Regions from separate parts of the Homo sapiens genome. Here regions 1, 3 and 4 are each linked to region 2. Evidence: chromatin contacts called from ENCODE Hi-C data. All regions are on one chromosome and are shown on one strand. The core of a region is the stretch at or near the end of the contact, and the rest is flanking DNA. Distances in the headings are between cores, read along the strand shown. Region 1 holds the start of CYCS (cytochrome c, somatic). Region 2 holds the start of NT5C3A (5'-nucleotidase, cytosolic IIIA). Region 3 holds the start of HIBADH (3-hydroxyisobutyrate dehydrogenase). Region 4 holds the start of SPMIP4 (sperm microtubule inner protein 4).

Evidence for each region. Hi-C counts contacts between places; a loop is a spot of excess contacts on that map. Pooled maps may share reads with other maps.
Region 1: a loop to region 2 is called in a map of CD8-positive, alpha-beta T cell, with 12 times the contacts of the local background. The contact joins the promoter of CYCS here to the promoter of NT5C3A in region 2. A Hi-C loop is called at or near these places in 2 of 168 maps with a recorded cell type or tissue (CD8-positive, alpha-beta T cell and naive thymus-derived CD4-positive, alpha-beta T cell) and 5 of 50 pooled maps.
Region 3: a loop to region 2 is called in a map of CD8-positive, alpha-beta T cell, with 21 times the contacts of the local background. The contact joins the promoter of HIBADH here to the promoter of NT5C3A in region 2. A Hi-C loop is called at or near these places in 2 of 168 maps with a recorded cell type or tissue (CD8-positive, alpha-beta T cell and naive thymus-derived CD4-positive, alpha-beta T cell) and 7 of 50 pooled maps.
Region 4: a loop to region 2 is called in a pooled map, with 9 times the contacts of the local background. The contact joins the promoter of SPMIP4 here to the promoter of NT5C3A in region 2. A Hi-C loop is called at or near these places in 3 of 50 pooled maps.

What each region holds. Positions count from the first base shown.
Region 1 is chr7:25,124,010-25,127,339 of GRCh38, forward strand. CYCS (cytochrome c, somatic) reads right to left here and starts at 1,251. Exons shown (of 3, transcript NM_018947.6): 1 at 1,191-1,251; 2 at 1-118. The coding sequence starts at 110. It also overlaps a transcript of SPMIP4 not described here. RefSeq lists enhancers at 176-720, 721-1,264, 1,412-1,661.
Region 2 is chr7:33,061,052-33,064,339 of GRCh38, forward strand. It overlaps NT5C3A (5'-nucleotidase, cytosolic IIIA), which reads right to left and starts at 1,725. Exons shown (of 9, transcript NM_001002010.5): 1 at 1,517-1,725. The coding sequence starts at 1,654. LOC124901610 (a long non-coding RNA gene) reads left to right here and starts at 2,134. Exons shown (of 4, transcript XR_007060279.1): 1 at 2,134-2,597; 2 at 2,978-3,096. RefSeq lists silencers at 1,360-1,419, 1,720-1,839 and an enhancer at 2,080-2,239.
Region 3 is chr7:27,661,361-27,664,394 of GRCh38, forward strand. It overlaps HIBADH (3-hydroxyisobutyrate dehydrogenase), which reads right to left and starts at 1,523. Exons shown (of 8, transcript NM_152740.4): 1 at 1,338-1,523. The coding sequence starts at 1,428. All of the region lies in intron 2 of LOC105375211 (a long non-coding RNA gene), which reads left to right. RefSeq lists an enhancer at 1,260-2,077 and a silencer at 1,293-1,712.
Region 4 is chr7:25,179,093-25,182,352 of GRCh38, forward strand. It overlaps SPMIP4 (sperm microtubule inner protein 4), which reads right to left and starts at 1,262. Exons shown (of 10, transcript NM_138811.4): 1 at 570-1,262; 2 at 83-240. The coding sequence starts at 216. All of the region lies in intron 1 of LOC124901603 (a long non-coding RNA gene), which reads left to right. RefSeq lists silencers at 768-1,047, 1,108-1,497.

The sequences.
Region 1 (3,330 bases), core at 1-2,500, 7.9 Mb before region 2:
AAGAGACCATGGAGATTTGGCCCAGTCTTGTGCTTGCCTCCCTTTTCAACGGTGTGGCACTGGGAACACTTCATAATAAAAATCTTCTTGCCTTTCTCAACATCACCCATATTTAATTCTAAAAACGAAAGCTTCAACTTAGTAAATTTTTCCTCAGGTAACAAATACAGTGTAAATGAATGACCACTCTAGCCACTTAATTACCAATCCATTGCTAATTTATGTCATTAAATACCAGAATGAATCTTGTTTTGCTTTAATACTCTTTATACCAAATATTCTTTAATACCAAAAACATTTTTAGGAGTACCTCCTCAAAAACGTATTTTTGTGTGTATACGTGAAGGAACGTTAAAGCCCAAGCAAAGAGGGAACCTAATTCAAACTCCAGTTTCAGAAGAGACAATCATGGTCACGAAGTCACAGATCTGAAGCTCAAGGGCGAACACATTAAGCCAAAATCACCACAACCGCAACTTTTAAAAAGACCTAACCATTTAATCTTACTACAATGTAAAGCCACCTCTCCCTGAGGATAACGCAAAGCACACAAATGTTTAAAAAGCGGTCCTGGCTGTTTCTATCTGCCCAGGTCACAGGAGTAGCTTGACACTCGAACTTGTGAATGGGAGCTCAGGGGCAGGCTGCACGGTCCCCCGGGGACATCCCAACTCCCCTACCTGTGATCTCCTGGGGCGACCACGAGGTCACCCGTCCAGGTCGGTTTCAAGGTGATTGATGAAACTCCTTCTAGGATGTCAGAACGACTGACGGAAGAAACATGTGCCCACGAAAAGAACTGGCCCCTTATTAGAAGAGCAACAGCTTTTGCCCTCTGAAGAAGAACGTGAAGCTCTAAGCTTCGGCTTTCCAGGAGGGAAGTCTTGCCTATCATTTCCATAGCCCTTCAGCAACCACTACGGAAGAGGCCGCCTCCTCCTCGGATCTGTATCCAAGCCGCCTCCAGTCCCTGACCGAGACCATACCTGTCCCTAGTTAGGGCTCCGCCGCACCTCAAGCCGTTACTCGCCCAGCTCGGTCTGACCACAGTCCAGGGTCTTCACTCCCCGCCCTCCCACCCAGCGCGGGCTCCACTCGAATGCTCCCCGCTTGGGTTTCGGTCGCTCGCAAGTGCGCGCCTCCCACAGCTCTGCCTCTAACCAGGTGCGGCCTCCGCGACCCGCTCTCACCTCTTTTTAGTCGCTGGCACAACGAACACTCCCGCTCCGAAGCCGGACGTCCCCACTCTCTAAGTCCAAGGACACGCCGGTCCGCGCTTAAGTACCGGTGTAAGTGCAACCAAACTCGCTCCGCGCTCCCGCGCCCTGACGTGCGGCCGAGCTGGCGGCTACGCAGTAACGTCGCCGCACCTCATTGGCTCCAGTCCCAATGCCTGCGCCAAGGACCTGCGCGCGCATGCTGGCGAGCATGTTAGGGTGTACGGCGTGCGTGCCCTTCTTCTCGAGGCTTTTCCCGGCCGTTACGACAGGCCTTTGGTCGTACGACAACGAGGTGGTGTCGGGAGAGGTGACGTCACTCGCGGGCCTCTGTGCGCTTGCGTGTGCTGGAGGAGCGGGGAGGGTGGGGCGGAGTCGCTTGGTTGGTGCGTTGCCCTGCTAAAGTATCAGTTCTTGGGCGTGGTGATGTAATGAGCTTTGAGCAGGGCGTTTTGCCGGTCCAGGAAAAGACGCCCTAATTTTGGCGCACCTAGAGGTCTCCTAGCTACCATCTTGTCAGCAGGCGACCTTTACCCAGACTCTGTCCTACTACCACGGCTGGCGCCAACAGCATCCTAGAGGGACAGCCTGGAACCAGGAGTTACACGAGTTGGGCACCAGCTCGTGACCTTGTTCTAGTTCCACCTATACTCTGTTACTTTCAGTCACATTCCAGCTCTCCGCTTGATGGACGCCCCAAGACTGAGGAAGGTGCTGCATTTGCGGCAGAGACAGGATTATCCCTCTGGAACTGAAAAATAAAATTAAGAGGATGCAATGATAACATTTATGTACCTTTTAAAATTTTTATGAGTACGAAGTAGGTAAATATATATATATACTTAAGAGGTACATGAGATATTTTGATACAGGCATACAATGTATAATAATCACATCAGGGTAAACGGTCTATCCATCACCTCAAGCATTTATCCTTTTTTTCTGTTACAAGCAATCCAATTATACTTTTAGTTTGTTTAATGTACAATAAATTATTGTTGAGTGTAGTCACCCTGTTGTATTACTAGACCTTATTCATTCTTCTTCAGTGGCGCCATTTAATGTCTCAGCCCCCCAAGTAGCTGGGACTACGGGAGCAAACCACCACGCCCAGCTAATTTTTGTATTTTTAGTAGAGATGGGGTTTCACTATTTGGTCAGGCTGGTCTCGAACTCCTGACCTCAGGTGATTCACCCGCATCGGCCTCCCAAAGTGCTGGGATTACAGGTGTGAGCCACCACGCCCAGGGCAAATAATATTTTATAACCCATTGTTTTAAACTGATGACAACATAACATTGATTGCATAAACAAAAATCAAAGAGAAAACTAAGAAAAACTCTGCACTTTAACTTCACTCTCCCCACTTTTAAAACTTTTTCTTGTTTCTATTTATATATTATTATACTATGTCTTGAAAAGTTGTTATAGCTATTATTTTTGATAAGTTAGGTTAATCTCTAAGTCTTTCTACTCAAGATATGAACAGTTTACACACAATTACAGTATTATAATATTGTGTGTTTTTCTGTGTACTTACTATTAGTAGTGAGTTTTGTACCTTCAGGTGGTTTCTTATTGCTTACGAATGTCCTTTTCTTTCAGACTGAGGAACTCCCTTTAGCATTTCTTGTAGGACAGGTCTGGTGTTGATGAAATCCCTCAGCTTCTGTTTGCCTGGGAAAGTCTTTATTTCTCCCTCACATCTGAAGGATATTTTCACTGGATGTACTATTCTAGGATAAAAGTTTTTTCCCTCAGCACTTTAAATATGTAATGCCACTCCCTCCCGGCCTGTAAAGTTCCACTGATAAGTTTGCTGCCAGACTTATTAGAACTCCTTTTTATGTTATTTGTTTCTTTTCTCTTGCTTGCTTTTAGGATTCTTTCTTTATCCTGGATCTTTGGGAGTTTGATTATTAAATGTTTTGGGGTGTCTTCGTTGGGTTAAATCTGCTTGGTGTTTTATAACCTTCTTGTACTTGAATATTGATATCTTTCTCTAGGTTTGGGAAGTTCTCTGTCATTATCTCGCTGAATAAACTTTCTACCCTGATCTCTCTCTCTAGCTCCTCTTTATGGCCAGTAACTCTTAGATTTGCCCTTTGAAGCC
Region 2 (3,288 bases), core at 475-2,974:
ATTGAAGGATTTTGTGAACACACTGATTTTTAACCTTACTTGGCTTAGATAAGTGGTATACAGACCAATCCATAGTTTAAGCACAGGCAGGGAGATATGGCAACTCGGTTTTTTCCCCTACATAGGCATTATTAACCTTGGGCAAAAGAAAGCCAAGTTTTCTAAGCAGGAAAGCAACAAAAGCAAAATGAAACTTCTGAGTTAAAACCATTTGCTGCTGTGGGCATACAGATGTGGGACAAATGAATTTTAATAAGCCTTTAGAATTATTAAGACCCTTTAAGAATAAATTAATTCAAAATTAGGGAATATTATTGGAATATGAGACAAGTGGGAATTAACTTTTTTTTTTAAGAGACAGGGTCTCGCTATGTTTCCCAGGCTGGAGTGCAGTAGCTATCCACAGGTGTGATTATAACCTTGAACTCCCAGACTCCAGTGATCTTCCTCTCAGCCTCCCAAATAGCTGGGACACTGGCTAATTTTAATTATGCAAATACATCTGTATTCAACCTGGGGTCAGTACAACCAATAGGACAAATCGTGTCTTTCGTCAGTTGGAACATATTGCAGGTGCTCAGAAATTCCAAGTATTACACCCTAAAATGATATTATTTAGTGTAGATTTTAAATTTTTTTCTATCATAAATCATCTGACCCTAGATGTTCACATGTATAGCACACGGTCAGGCGTATACCCAGGATTATGCATTTCAGGAAATACATAAGCGTGCAAGTTTGTGCAAGAATTGTCTTCCTGAGTGGGTTCTAATTAAAATACAAAACGAAACTAAATATCCTCATTTTTGAAACAATTACTTATAATGTATCTCAAAGGGAATTCTTGAGACACCCTCTTCAATAAAAAATTAAATTCGAAAATGTATACAAGAGCTTTGGGAGTTAAGATGAAAACAAAGATATTTCGTGGGAGTTTTGAGACAAGAAGGAATACATTCAAATACAAAATAAACTATCCTGAATTTCTCCTGGATTGCCATTCTTGTAAAATTTTAGATATTGCACATTTTCATAATCTAACTCACGGCAGCCCCAACATAAAACTAGTCCTCTGCGGGAATTGCAACTAGATTAGCGGCAACGGTTTGACGCGGATCCGGGGGGAGGGCGGGAGCAAGGCAGGGAGAGAAGGAGCCACCTGCCCAGGACATGCAGCTTATCTCTAGAGAAACGGGTTTTGCAGCACAAAGTAGCCTGTGTCCGATTCATCTATTTTCTGCCTTGTTCCTTCAAACGGAAACCTAACAAAGACCACGGGCAGCCAAGGGCCGCAGCCGGGGACCCAACCCTGGTCACCAAGCCCGCGGAGTGGCCGCACGCGGGGCGGCCGGGTCCCCCAAGCTGCGCGTCCCGAGCTAGCGAGATCCCAGCCTGACAGGCGACGCCGGCAGCTCCCCGTCGCGACCGAACAGCGGCCCAGCACAGGCTGCCGAGGCCAGCGGACGGCCCAGCCGGCCCCTCGCGTGCTCTGGGCGCGCCGAGCCTCCACACTCACCATCTCGATGATCTTGGTCTTCCGCCCCGTCTTCCTCTTCAAGGTGAATATGTACTGAGCCAGCACCACCCCCGCCACCAGGGCGCACACGCTGGCGCTCGCTACCGCGCCCACCCTCGCCACGGCCGCGCGGTCCATGGACGGGGCCCTCATGCGCGTCCAAGCAGGAAAAAAACAGGCAGCTCGCGTAGACTGCGAGTCTCGGAAGCGCGGGATCCCAGAGCATCACGGACGAGCCCGCGACGCCCCGCCCCGCGCAGCGACGCCCCGCCCCGCGCAGCTCCGCCCCCACGAAGCCCCACCCACACGCCATCGATGGGAGAGGCCAGGACGCGGCGGGAGGGGTGTGGCCTGTGCCCGGAGCCCAGGCTGGAGGCGGCCTTCAGCAGACTCAGGGTCTCACGAGCTGCTGTCAGGGCAGGGCAGAGTATTGCGGTAATTATCCTTCTCTGCTAATGAGGATTAGGCCGTGGTTCGCTCGAGCCCCGCCCCAGTAGAAATCTAATTCCAACTGCGGCCCGCTAAGAAGTCGGTCTCCGCCTTCGCGCCTCAGCCCCTCTGGACTCCGACCCCCAGAAGGCTGCGCGGCACGGTGTGACCTGCGCAGTGGCGTCCGTTCTAAGTGCTATAACAACAGGGGGAAGATGGCTCAGAGTTAGGCTGGAGAGGGGCGGTGTCCCTTCCGCCGCAGCCGCGGGGTTTCTGCTACATCCCATTCGCCACCTCCGCCATCCTTTTTTCTGTGTGAGCAGAAGGGCTTGCAGTTGTTCTCTCCTGCCTAGTGTCTTCCAAGGGATAGATGCCATTTCTTCTGCTGGTCTCTGGGGGTGAGGAGGGGCGCAGGGGAGCTTCTTGGGGGAATCGCTCCAACTCTGTGGAGCTGGTGGTGCTGCCTGGTGGGGCTCTCTCTGCCCAGGACGTGGAACAACTTTCAGCCGGAGGACTAGAGGAAATAGTTGTAGGGGAGGAAAAATTGTTTCCTTCTAGCCTTTTAGGTCATTTGGCTGGTCTACAAATTAAATTGATGTAAGACAGAGGAACATGAGAAAAACGATTTGTCGACCGAAAGGTGAAATAACAGGTACTAAAACTTAAAGAAATCATGGTTAGTTTTATTACTCGGCCAAGTTTGAGGACTTAAGCCTGGGAACACAGACTCAGTATAGACCGAGAACGTGTCCCAAAGTAAGTTAGCTGGGAGTATAACCTGAAGAAGACTGAGTTTTAATACCCAGAATATTTGAGTATCAATATCTAGACTACTGTGTCATTTTGTCGCCAAAGTAATTTTTTATGAATCCAGTTTTGCACCAAATACCAATATGACTTAAATGTTGTCTGATTGTGAGGCCTAAGATGGTCACAGTCTCATTTATCTTTCTTCCTCAACAAAAACATTTTCCATATATTACATATTATTTTGAATGGGTAGAGACTAAAGCCACGTTTCTATAATTTCAGGATTTTAAACATTTTGTAGACGATAACATTCGTCTTGAAGCTGTGGACAATCTAAAACAGAAATGGAGTTCCAAATTTTGTTTTTGTAATATGGCCCGTCAACTGCACATGGGAAGAATGTGGGTACTCTGAAATATGATTTCTATTTTAACTAGTTATACTATATCATAGGTCTGATTATCATCTATATGAGATGTTAAAGCTGTAGGAGTATAGTCAATTAGACTACAAACCCTGGTAGTAAATTTCCAGGAGGAAAGGGGTCCATATGTTTTTTATAAGTGTAAACCTTGTGTTTCTGAATCTAAGAG
Region 3 (3,034 bases), core at 273-2,772, 5.4 Mb before region 2:
GAGGATCACTTGAGCGCAGGAGTTCAAGACCAGCCTGGGCAACATGGCGAAACTCCGTCCCTACTAAAAATACAAAAATTGGACGGGCGTGGTGGCACATGCCTGTAATCCCAGCTACTCGGGAGGCTGAGGTGGGAGGATCACCTGAGCCCAGGAGGTCGAGACTGCAGTGAGCAGTGTGACTGGGCCACTGCACTCCAGCCTGGGCGACAGAGACCCTGTCTCAAAAAAAAAAAAAAAAAAAAAAAAGGGCGGGGGGCCAAGGGGCTCAAATCCTAACCCACTATTTTTTTTTTAAGCAAAGATTAGAAAAAATTAATGCCAAGGTTTTTTTTGTTATTAATCCTCAGTATGATCTTGCTAAACGATGCATTGTTACAACTCTCAAACTTTCAGTTTGAGGAAGACAACGGCAGTGCCCCCACAAATCAACCAATTTTTCAATTAAAGAGGAGTCCTGGTGTGATAGAAAGTTAAGGAATTAGGAACAACTGATAACAACTTTCTAGGTCTTGCTGGGAATATCCTGATTCACTCATCCAAGGGGCCTCATGTCCCTCGTGCGGAGTATGAAAGACTGTATTAGATCTCCGTGGATCTTCATCCTGGCTCTAAAAACTGCCTCTTTGTAAGTTCATGGCTAGCTTCCACAATTTACCATGGTATGAGAGGAGGGAGGCAGGATTAATTCTGCCCACAATCTTGAGGACGCTGAACGTGTTTTGGTTCATAATTTGACAAAAATGACATTTTTTTAGGTTACAGTAGAGGGGGGAAGCCCGTCTTGCTGGTCAAGGGTGACTGAAACTTTGCTGAAAGACTTACTGCCTGGCTTGTACAGCCACCGCTTGTGTAATAAGGCCATCCCCTCGGACTCAGGTGGTTAAACATCAGGCCCTGCTGCCCAAGTGTGTCCCCAACCCAAGGTGCACCCTGGGGGCGCTGAAAGACCAGGGGTCGCTGGGGTGAGTGCGGGTTGCTCCTGGAGTTGGGCGCTCCAAACGTCCTCGGAGTCCTAACTCCAAAGCAGCATGCCGGGGTCCCAAATACTCTCTTCTCTTCAGCCCAAGCTCTTCCCCACCTCTTCCTAAATCCCGAAAAGGGCGCTGAACCCGTTCATCAGGAGCCCGGGAGAAAGGGAGGGAAGGCAGAGGGGGGTACTCGCGGAGTGAGTGGCGGCCGCAGAAAAGGACAGGCCTTTAGTACCAGCCAAAATATTGTTTTTTAAGCCCCAGCCCAACCGCAGGGCCTCCCGAGAAAAGACTTCTTCGGCCGTCTGGACAGAAGAAGCGAGCGGCCGAAAGAAGGACAAGGGGGAGGAGGCGTGAGGTCCTTACCCGCTGCAAAGCTGCCGGCTGCCGGCCGCAGCCGCCGGCTCCAGTACCGGAGACCGGAGGCAGCTCCGAGGAGCCGTAAGGAGGCTGCCATGCTGCGCCCGCCCCTCTCCCCGCGGTGACCTCCGCCGCCTCCCGGAGGGCCCACAGACTGCGAGCGTGTGCAGCGGGACTGGCTGGCTCGCCCACGGAGAAGGGCGCGCGCGCACGCGCTCTCACCGCTCGGGGGCGGGTGCCCACGCGCGAGGGAAGGAGCGCGGAGCCGAGAGGAGCGGCCTGACGCGGCAGGGCCTGTCAATCCCTTTACGGACAGGGAAGCAGACCAATCAGAATTCCCAGGTCCGCAGCTGTGCGAAGGACCAATAAGAGGCCTTTTTGAACAGTGACGCCAGGCGCCCTGGCGCTGCCCCCAAGCTCGTGCCTCATTTACAGCCTGCGGGCGGGAGTCTCCTTGTTTACCAAAGCAGAGGGCGTGTGGGAGGCGGGGGCCGTCGCTCGCTCCCGCCTCCTCGGAAACCTTGTCCCCACAACCGCTGCGTGTTAAAAAGGACAAAACTGACTCGCAGCTTGAAAAACACTCAGAAAGCTACCATGTGTGTAATAACTTTTAAATTCATTTGATTTTACTTAACACAACAGTTTCTCAATACTAAAAATAGTAGGAAAAGAAGTTGGTAACATTATCTTTGAAGGGAAGAGTTACTAGAAACTTGCACTTTCTATTTCAAGGCATATTTCTCTAATCTTTGAAAATTCTACACCCTAAATCCATTTTGTAAGCAAAACTAAATATAAAATCCAGAAAGTAGTAGTATATGTATGTGTATTAGAAAGACCTTTTTTTTTTTTGGAGACGGAGTCTCTCTGTCACCCAGGCTGGAGTGCAGTGGCGCGATCTCGGCTCACTGCAATCTCCGCCTCCCGGGTTCAAGTGATTCTCCTGCTTCAGCCTCCGGAGTAGGTGAGGTGGGACTATAGGCCTGCGTGCGCCACCACACCCGGCTAATTTTTTTGGCACTTTGAGTAGAGGCGGGGTGTCGCCATTTTGCCTAGGCTGGTCTCAAACTCCTGGCGTCAAGTGATCCGCCCGCCTCGGCCTCCCAAAGTGCTGGTTATTACAGGCGTGAGCCACTGCGCGGTGCAGAGAGACAGACATTTAGTCATTCTTCTGTCAATGCTTAGTGTACATATTTGAGTCTGTAAACCCCTTGGGGGTAATTGCAGGCCTTCTCATCTCCACTGACTCCACCAAAGGGTTGGAAGCCATGACCACACCAAAGCAAGACTATAGCCTTTGGAGAATGGCAATACAGCAGGAAAGAGAATGTGTATGGAGTAGCTAGGGAAATGCGAACCCCAATCTAAGTAGCACAATCAACAAAATTTGACTTTGACCTTTTTTTCAACTCAGTAACCCATGGAGTTGAAAGCAAAGGAATTGGATCATTTCCATCTGGGCTCTTTTCATGTTTCTGGGCATGCTGGCAACGTTTCCAAAAACTTAAAAACTTGTACAGAGTGCAAGGTCCCTATCTGTAACTGGGAGGAAGTTAATGCCCTTCTTTGACCATCACTCCACCCCAACCCTCTACCCAACACTAAATGAAAAGAAGGAAGGAAAGGGACGAAGGGAGGGAGGGAGAAAAAACTCATTTCAACAATTAGACCTTCTCCTAGATTTGGGTCCCCACCCCTACTAG
Region 4 (3,260 bases), core at 12-2,511, 7.9 Mb before region 2:
AAATGTTTTTCCTCACATAATAAAATACACGAATACATTAAAACTGCTTTTTCTTGTTTGCTTTTTCTAGTTTTTGTTTTACCTGTCCTCTGAGGCAGTTGGGCGAGTAACCGTCTGGAGGGGGTTGTGCAATTCATTAGAGTAAAAGGTGTTGGACAGTATGTCAGCTCCTTCAAGCTCCCTGCAACAGTAGGGCCTGCCGTGAATGACTTCCATGCTTCTTGGCTAAAAAGGCACAACCTGGAAAAGAAAAGGAGGGCACATTTGGCTTGTCGAGTCAAGGCAGGCAGAAAACACATTTTACACTGCTAAATTGTTCAACCTGACGCTGCACAGACGTCACAGGCTTCCCTCTGCACTGAAAGCCGTCAAATCAGTAATAAATAGAGACCTAAATAAGTTCTATGGAAATAAATTTCAACTGAAACAAATCCACAAAGTGGACGGTGCCTCCAAGTAGTCACCAGAATGATCATCCAGTAGGTTCGTACCAGTCCGCTACTTTGTGGCCATCAACTGACATTCAATTCCTGCCTTAAATTTAACTATAACTATTCAAGAAAACTCACTTGACTTTTAGCCTGTGGTCTTTCCGAAAATTAGAGACTCTTCATTCAACAAAATAAGCGCTGTCCTAAAGCCTTCGGGGATTCTGGACAAGAATCCCTTTGCAGATGGTGGAGTCAGTAGTGCAGCACGAACGGGACCCTAAAGGGGATTCCCGGTTTCCAACTGCGTCGGGGAGAATCCCACCTCTCTCTCGGACTTGGGGGAAGGCCAGGAGCCGGCGTAGCTGGGACCAAGGGTGCCAGGGGTCGAGGCCGAGCCTCACGGGCTGTCACTGCCCTGCAAGCGGTGCCTCGGGGGTCTGGACATACCTGGGACATGAGCCTGGGGGCGCTGCGGGACCGCGCCTCCCCTCCCCTCCCCGCAGCTGGCGGCCTTCGCGGGCCGAGGAATTTTGAGGTCGTCCGCACCTACGGCCCGGTGGAGCTGGCAGGCAGGGGCGGGGGCGGGAGAAGGACGGCGGGCAGGCCGGGGTGGGGTGGGGCTGGGGGCGCTTGTGACGGTGGCCGTGACCGCGGCATTAGGTGATGCGTCCTTGAGGGGCTGGGGGCTTCCGGGCGGCGAGCGGGGCGCAGTAGGAGGCTCTTAGAGACCTCGGAGGAAACCAGCCCAGCGCTACGGGACTGGCAAGAATGCGAAGAGGAACCGAGAGTGAACGGAGTGCGAGGCGCCGGGTCGGAGGCGAGAGGGGCTCTTCCGCCTTGCGACCCCTGGCCCCGCCTCCCGGTCCCTTGCCCCGCCCCTCTCGGCTCACCGCCCTGCCTCCAGTCGGACCCCGCCTTGCCCCACCCGCGCCCCGCCCCCAGGCGCCCTCTAGCGGCGGCGGCGATGGCGATACCAGTTTCTTTTTCCAGGGCTACCAGGTCTGGAGCTGTCTCAGGGCCGGCCAGGGAGCTCTCTCATGTGGACTGGGCGGAGGAGGAAGAGCTCCGGTCCAGTGGAGTCCCTGGTGAGGTCGGAGCATCCGACCTGTCCTCCCTCCCCAGGTCACCTCGCAAAAATTGGGGACAGTGTGGCCAGATAGAGGGTGGAGTCTGCAGGATTCTGAAACTGCAGCCCCTGGCATGGCGCCCTAACAGAGTCTCTGCTCCTTCCCTGGTGGGTGCGGACATGGCAAAGTCCTTTACTTGCCTCGTCCCCAGGGCCTAGCCCCACCTTGATTACCTCAGTTTTCCCCAAAAGATACAAATGTGAGCCATGAATCTGCACCTACAGGGTCATGAGTTCCTGTGATGGCTGACAATAAGGGATGTCACCCCCCCCTCGCCACCTGCCACCCCATCAAGGAATGGGATGTGAGGAGGTTAGGTTGTGTGTATATGTGTGATATGGTTAGGCTTTGTGTCCCCACTCAAATCTCATCTTGAATTGTAATACCCATAATCCCCGCTTGTCAAAGGAGAGACCAGGTGGAAGTAATTGGATCATGGGGGCAGTTTCCCCCATGCTGTTCTCGTAATAGCGAGTGAATTCTCACGAGATCTGATGGTTTTATAAGAGGCTCTTCTCCCTTCTCCCAGCACTTTTCCTTCCTGCCCCCTTGTGGAGAAGGTAACTGCTTCTCCGTGGCCTTCTGCCATGATTGTAAGTTTCCTGAGGCCTCCGCAGCCATGTGAGATTGTGAGTCAACTAAACCTCCTTCGTTTATAAATTACCCAGTCTTGGGCAGTTCTTTACAGCATTGTGAGAAAAGACTAATACAGTGTGGGAGGCTAGAAATGAGCCTGCAGGAACCAGAAGGTGAGGGTGAGAATGACCACCTCTGAGAAGAAGGGCGTTGAAACTGTGTGCCAAAGAGTTAAAGAAAACAGTCATAGAAATTCTTGAGTTTACAGGATGGCAGATAAAAGAAACAAATTGCTGAAATGCTGAAATGCCTGGGCTTGTAGGTTAATAAAACTGGCTGAAATCCACTGGAACATATAAGGCCAACTAGAGTCTGCACAGATCCAGCTTGCTGACCTTACAGCTGAATTTCTACTGCCATGTTTCATACTAACTCCTCACTGAATTTGCACGTGGAACCCTTAGGTAGCATGAAGAAATAAGAGCACATGCGCAAGGACTTTCCAGACTTCCTCTTTCCTTCCACCAAGCACCTGCTAATCCCAGAATCCACACTCAAAACCATTTCTAATAAAATAATTGTCCTAAAGCCAGCACAGGGAGACAGATTTGAGCTGGACTTCCTATTTCTTTGTTGGTTGACATGCAATAAAAGTTTTTATTTTATCAAAAACCCAGTGTTATAGTATTGACTTCTAGTGCCTCGGGCAGCGAGCCTCCTTTGCTTGGTAACAGTATGATGGTGCCTTTGCTATTCTCTGCCTACTTTACAACTTTCTACTAACCAACCAGTGGGCATTCATTTTGTGCTGTGCCTTCTATGTGAGTGTTACCTGGAGTGGGGGAAGAAAGGTGTATTGAAGTAGGCACAGTGGTAATTTTGTAGTCTTGGTTTATTTCTTAGTTCCTGCACCTCTGCCGACCTTCCAGTAGTTACCACCCACTAAGCCTAGAGGAATAGATCCTGCTGGAGACAGAGTTGTGTATTAGGTGAAACTGGCTTTTATCTTTGACATCTTTATTTCCCCTCCAATTTCTGGTAGTTCATTGTAAGCTTTTGCCCCTTTTCTGCTCCTCTGTGTTCAGGATCTCCCATTAAATTCCTTGTCTCCCCAGCCCATTTCATG